Regions from separate parts of the Homo sapiens genome. Here region 1 is linked to region 2. The links are chromatin contacts, found by Hi-C or POLR2A ChIA-PET in ENCODE. All regions are on one chromosome and are shown on one strand. Each heading gives the region's core, a stretch centred on a gene start or an enhancer-like site at or near the end of the contact. The rest is flanking DNA. Distances are from core to core; before and after follow the strand shown.

What was found. Hi-C counts contacts between places; a loop is a spot of excess contacts on that map. ChIA-PET counts read pairs that join two places held with the same protein, here RNA polymerase II (POLR2A). Pooled maps may share reads with other maps.
Region 1: a pooled map shows a loop between it and region 2 (4-fold over the local background). The contact joins two enhancer-like sites. A Hi-C loop is called at or near these places in 2 of 168 maps with a recorded cell type or tissue (heart left ventricle and sciatic nerve), 1 of 37 single-sample maps with no recorded cell type and 3 of 50 pooled maps. POLR2A ChIA-PET finds 5 or more read pairs at or near these places in 4 of 52 experiments (H1, RWPE1, endothelial cell of umbilical vein and 1 more).

What each region holds. Positions count from the first base shown.
Region 1 is chr17:3,602,366-3,605,065 of GRCh38, reverse strand. All of the region lies in intron 2 of TRPV1 (transient receptor potential cation channel subfamily V member 1), which reads left to right. Among named protein-coding and RNA genes, the nearest start is that of TRPV1, 5.7 kb to the left of the region's middle. Within about 2 kb of position 1,450, at least 3 of the 41 ENCODE cell types and tissues checked have a DNase peak (open chromatin) inside an H3K27ac peak, as active enhancers do.
Region 2 is chr17:3,533,659-3,536,358 of GRCh38, reverse strand. TRPV3 (transient receptor potential cation channel subfamily V member 3) reads left to right here. Exons shown (of 18, transcript NM_145068.4): 7 at 646-786. Among named protein-coding and RNA genes, the nearest start is that of TRPV3, 23 kb to the left of the region's middle. RefSeq lists a silencer at 561-610. Within about 2 kb of position 1,263, at least 20 of the 41 ENCODE cell types and tissues checked have a DNase peak (open chromatin) inside an H3K27ac peak, as active enhancers do.

The DNA.
Region 1 (2,700 bases), core at 201-2,700, 69 kb before region 2:
AATGTGTTTACATTAAAGTGATCGTCATGTCCAGAGTGTGACAAATTGGTGTAACTTGGTCATAGTGTGAATGGAAGGATGTTTATAGGAGTTGTGGCTGGACGTGTTGGGCAGACTGTGAAGGGTCTTGCATGCCCGCCTGAGGGGATTGGACTGTCTCCTGTAGACAGTGGGGTTTGGAGGACTGGGGCCTTGGGAGTGTAGCTGACAGTGTGGACGCTGGATTGGAGGAAGGGTGTTCTGGGAGACAGGAGGCTGTAAAACAGCCTGGAGAGATGGTGGGCCAGACCCAGTTCAGGGCAGGGTAGGGGACTCCAGCCCACCAGCCGCTGCTTTTCCTCCCGCCACACACTGCCTGCCTCTGGGCCTTGACCCCGTCCACATCATGTGTATGTGGCTTTCATGTTCTCTACTTTTCTCTTCTTCTTCTTTTTTTCTTTTTCTTTTTCTTTTTTTTTTTTTGAGACTTTTTGAGAGTCTTCCTCTGTTGCCCAGGCTAGAGTGCAGTGGTGCGATCTTGGCTCACTGCAACCTCCGCCTCCTGGGTTTAAGCAGTTCTCCTGCCTCAGCCTCCTGAGTAGCTGGGATTACAGGTGCCTGCCACCACACCCAGCTAATTTTTGTATTTTTAATAGAGACGGGGTTTCACCATGTTGGCCAGGCTGGTCTCAAACTCCTGACCTCAGGTGATCCGCCCGCCTCAGCCTCCCAAAGTGCTGGGATTACAGGCATGAGCCACCACGCCTGGCCTATTTTTCTCTTCTTCTGAAGTGGACTGAAAGCTCTTTGAGAGCAGGTGCCTAGGTGTCCTCAGCCCTGTCCTCCTGCACCTTAGCTCATGCCAAGGCCCATGTTTGGAATGTCCTCCTTGTGGGGCAGAATCCTTCTCCTTGTCCAAGGCCCAGCCCAAATGGCATCTGCCCTCTGCAAAGGGCCTCCCTGGTGACACATACGCCATCTGATTACAACTGCAGGGGAGGCCAAGACCCGGCTCAACATTTGTTGTTGGCATGGTCTGTTGGCCCCAGAGCCCCTGGCCTGTGCCTGTTACAGGGTGCCCTGCCCTGCCTAGTGTCAAGAGAGAGCCTGTGCACATCTTCCTTTCCTGTCCATCGTGGGCTTCTTGAGCGCAGAGACCACCCTGTTGACCCTACTGCTCTGCTAGGGGATTTGTATAGCACATGGTGGGCCCTCAGGAGAGAGGGTCTCACCTGGCCTCTCCCCTCAGCCACAGGTAGATGGACAGGCCAAGTCTTTGAAAGTGGGAGAGTCCTGATACAGAGATGCTCACTTGCGTGACTCATCAAACATTAAGCAAACCTTGTTTTTTTCATTAAAAAACAATTAGTCATAACTTCGAGCTAATGGCCGGATACAGCTCAGCAGTCAGCAGATGTGGTCCTCAGGCTGAAATAATGAAGATGAGAGCAGTCATCTCTCATGCCTGCCTAGAGCTTTACCAGGCTCAGAGCCCATTCACACCCACTATCCTGACTAATCCCAGAAAAGCCTCGTAAAGCAGGTAGGGCAGGTGTTCTTGGCTGTAATTTTGTGGAGGAAGAAGTAGACCCAGAGGTTCAGCTACCAGCCGGAGTCCATACAGCCGGCATCTAGCACACGCGGGCCTCTTCCATCCAAGGTCCAGGTTCTACCCACCTGCTGACCCTCCATTGGCCCTCGTCCCTCTTGTTCCCAGTCCCTGCCCTGGAACACAGCTCTGCAGAGCGGGGCTCCAGCGTTCTGTGCTGACTGGGTGTCTGACCCCTCCCCAGCTCAGACTTCAAGCTCTAGCCACTTCTGGAGGGTGCTGACCGGCTCGCAGACCGCTGCCCTCCACGGAAGCTGGTCTTTTAGACTCTTGGGCACCCGGTGACAGGAACACAGAGACGAAATGCAGGAAGGAGGGTATTTTTCTTTTTTTTTTTAATTTTAATTTTAATTTTTTGAGATGGAGTTTTGCTCTTGTTGCCCAGGCTGGAGTGCAATGGCGTGATCTCAGCTCATGCAACCTCCACCTCCTGGGTTCAAGTGATTCTCCTGCCTCAGCCTCCCGAGTAGCTGGGATTACAGGCATGCACCACCACGCCTGGCTAATTTTGTATTTTTAGTAGAGACGGGGTTTCTCCATGTTGGCCAGGCTGGTCTCGAACTCCCGACCTCAGGCGATCCACCCGCCTCGGCCTCCCAAAGTGCTGGGATTACGGGCGTGAGCCACTGAGGCCGGCTGGGGCTCGAATCTTGAGAGGAACCCAGGTGAGTGAAGAAAAGAAATTTGTCTCCGATGGCCAGTGTCAAGAGCTCAGCTTAATGTCAAGAACTCAGCTTAAGTCAATGTGCCCCCTAGTGGTAACACTAAGAGAAAACTGTCACCATTAGCGACGGTGGCGGTGTTTAGCATCTGCCATTCCAGATTTGGCCCAGCCGCTGGCTGGCGCGTCCGCAGACGCTTTCCTGAGCTGCCTCTCGCTCCCATCAAACCTGAACTTAGAAAACCACCCTCCCTCCCAGAAGTCATTAAAACTTTTCTACTCACAAGGAGTTTTAATGGGTACATCATTACATAAATGCAAGAACATCCTGTTTCAAATGATGACCCAGAAAACCACACTGATGGCAGTGATGGCCAGCCCTGAGGTCTTGTCCCCGCCACCATGTCGAGAGTTTTAGTGGAATCACTCCGTGAAGGTGCTGTTCAGATAA
Region 2 (2,700 bases), core at 14-2,513:
CTTTGGCCTCCCAGTGTGCTGGGATTACAGGCCTCATCATTTCCTTCACTGGTCTCGGCTGCTTCTAACGCATCCTCCACTTTTGCAGCCAGAGAGGTCTGAAAACACCCATGCACCGAGCCCTACATTCTCGTCCTGCCAGTTTCCTAATTCAAGGCCGTCTGTGACTCTGGCCCTTAGCACAAGCTCTGCCCTCTTGCCCTGGCTGATGAGCTGGCCCCACACCGCCTCGCTAAACTTCTGAGGTCCCAGGTTAGAGAGCTCTGGGAAGCCCCCTGACGCTCTCTGGCTGTGAAGGGCCCTTGCTCTGGGTACCGCAGCTCCTGCACCCCTCTGAATCGTAGCACCTCGTTCTCAGTGACACTGCGGGCTTCTTGAGGAAAATAATCGAGATTGCGTCTTGGGCACCCACTGACCCCCAGCGCCTGGGGCCGGAGCCCGGAGCAGGCGCTCCACAAACATTTCTTGGGTCCGCGCAGGCATGAAGGAAGCAAAGAACAAAGCTGGGATTCCTGGTAGCTGGCGACACAGACCAGGGTTCTGATCTCCCCGTGGGTTCGGGGAGGGTATGGAGGCCAGAGCGGGTGGGCAAGAGGCCCCTGTGCCCGGCGCTGAGGCTCCCGCGCGTCCCCGCCCGCTCCGCAGGGCAGACGGCGCTGAACATCGCCATCGAGCGGCGGCAGGGGGACATCGCAGCCCTGCTCATCGCCGCCGGCGCCGACGTCAACGCGCACGCCAAGGGGGCCTTCTTCAACCCCAAGTACCAACACGAAGGCTTCTACTTCGGTGGGTGCCGCCCCCGCCCGGTGCGGAGTCTGGGAGGAGGGAGGAGGGAGACGGGAGAGGAAGGGAGGGAAGGGGAAGGAGGGAAGAAGGGAGGAGGGGGGAAGAAAGAGGGAAGGAGGAAGGAAGTGAGGAGGGAGAGGGAGGAAGGGAGGGGGAAACAGGAAGGAGAGAGGAGGGAGAGGGAGGAGGGAGGAAGGAAGCAGGAAGGATGAGGGAGGAAGGAAGGGAGGAGGGAGAGGAAGGAAGGGAGGAGGGAGAAAGGAAGAGGGAAGCAGGAAGGAGGGAGGAAGGGAGGAGGGAGGAGGGAGAGGGAGGAGGAGTAAGGAGGGGGAGGGAGGGAGGAGGGAGGCAGGAGACAGAAGGGAGAAGGAGGAGGGAGAGGGAGGAAGGGAGGAGGAAGGAGGGCGGAGGGAGAGAAAGGAAGGAAGGAGGGAGGAAGGGAGGGGCCACCCCGCTTTGAGCTCCACCCACACTGTCCCTGCCTTAAGAAGCTCTGGTGCCCCAGAGGGGCAGGAGGGGAGGAGGCTGGGCATGTCCATCTGAGCAGGACACCAGGGTGGACCAGAGAAGGAGGGGCTGGGAGGAGGTGTTGGGGGAGGAGTCCATGTTCCGGTGGTGTCACCTGGTGGTCTTAGAAGCATTGTCCTGGGTAGCTCTCTGAGGGAACAGAGACCTGGGAGGGAGGCTGAGGAGGCAGCCCCATTTTACAGGCGAGGAGATGGCTCTGTGAAGGGAAAGGACTTGCCCCAGGGTAGCAGGGCATTGACTTAGGTGTCCTGGCCTCCAGCTCTGACCTCTGTGCCAGGGCCCAGTGCATCTCAGGACTGCAGACAGGGAGTCGAGAGTGAGAGGGCAGAACTCCCCTGCCTCACAAGTCACAGAGTCCAGAAGCAATTGGGGTTAGGATGCTCTAGGAAAAAAAAAAAAAATTGAAATGCATAATTTAGATATAGTGAAAGTCACCCGTGTTAGAGGACAGTTCTGTTCATTTTCACAGTGCGTCGAGTTGGTTCACCACCACTGCAGTCAGAACAGGGAACAAATGGCTCCGTCACACACAAAAATTTCTCTGTGTAACTTTGTTGCAGAGGAGACCCCTCCTGCCACCCAGTCTTGCCTGACTGATGATCACCCATCTGTTTTCTCTTCTGGGTGTTATTTTTTTTATTTTTATTTTTTTAATGGAGTCTCACTCTGTTGCCCAGGCTGCTGGAGTGCAGTGGTGCCATCTGGCTCACTGCAGCCTCTGCCTCCTGGGTTCAAGCGATTCTCATGCTGCAGCCTCCTGAGTAGCTGGGACTATCTTCTGGGTGGTTTTTTAATCAGCAGGACTAGCTAGTCTGTGCTCTGGGCAGCCCTGCGTGTCCAGGTGTGGGTGTCCTGGAAAACGGGGTCTTGTCCAGTTCATCGTGTGTCCCCATTGCCCTGCATAGGAGCTGGTTGGACCTGGTGTTGGGAAGCATTTGTTGGGTGGGGCGAGGAGAGGGGAGGCAGCTGAAGACCTGGTGTCCGGAGCTGGTCGTGTCCCAGGCTTGCTGTGTGACCTCATGTGAGTCACTTGCCTTATTTTTTCTTAACAAGCATTTATTGAGCACTTACTGTCTACATCAGGCACTGTTCTAGGTACTTGAAATGTATCAGTGAACAAAATAGAGATCCTTGCCCTCATGGAACTTACATTCTAGACAGGGAGAGACCATCGGTAATAAGCACTATAAATAAGAATTTTATATACTATGATATGAAATGATAAGTGCTCTTAAAAAATACAAAGTAGACCGAGTGCAGTGACTCACATCTGTAATCCCAGCACTTTGGGAGGCCAAGGCAGGTGGATCACGAGGTCAGGAGTTCAAGACCATCCTGGCCAACATGGGGAAACCCCATCACTACTAAAAATACAAAAATTAGCCG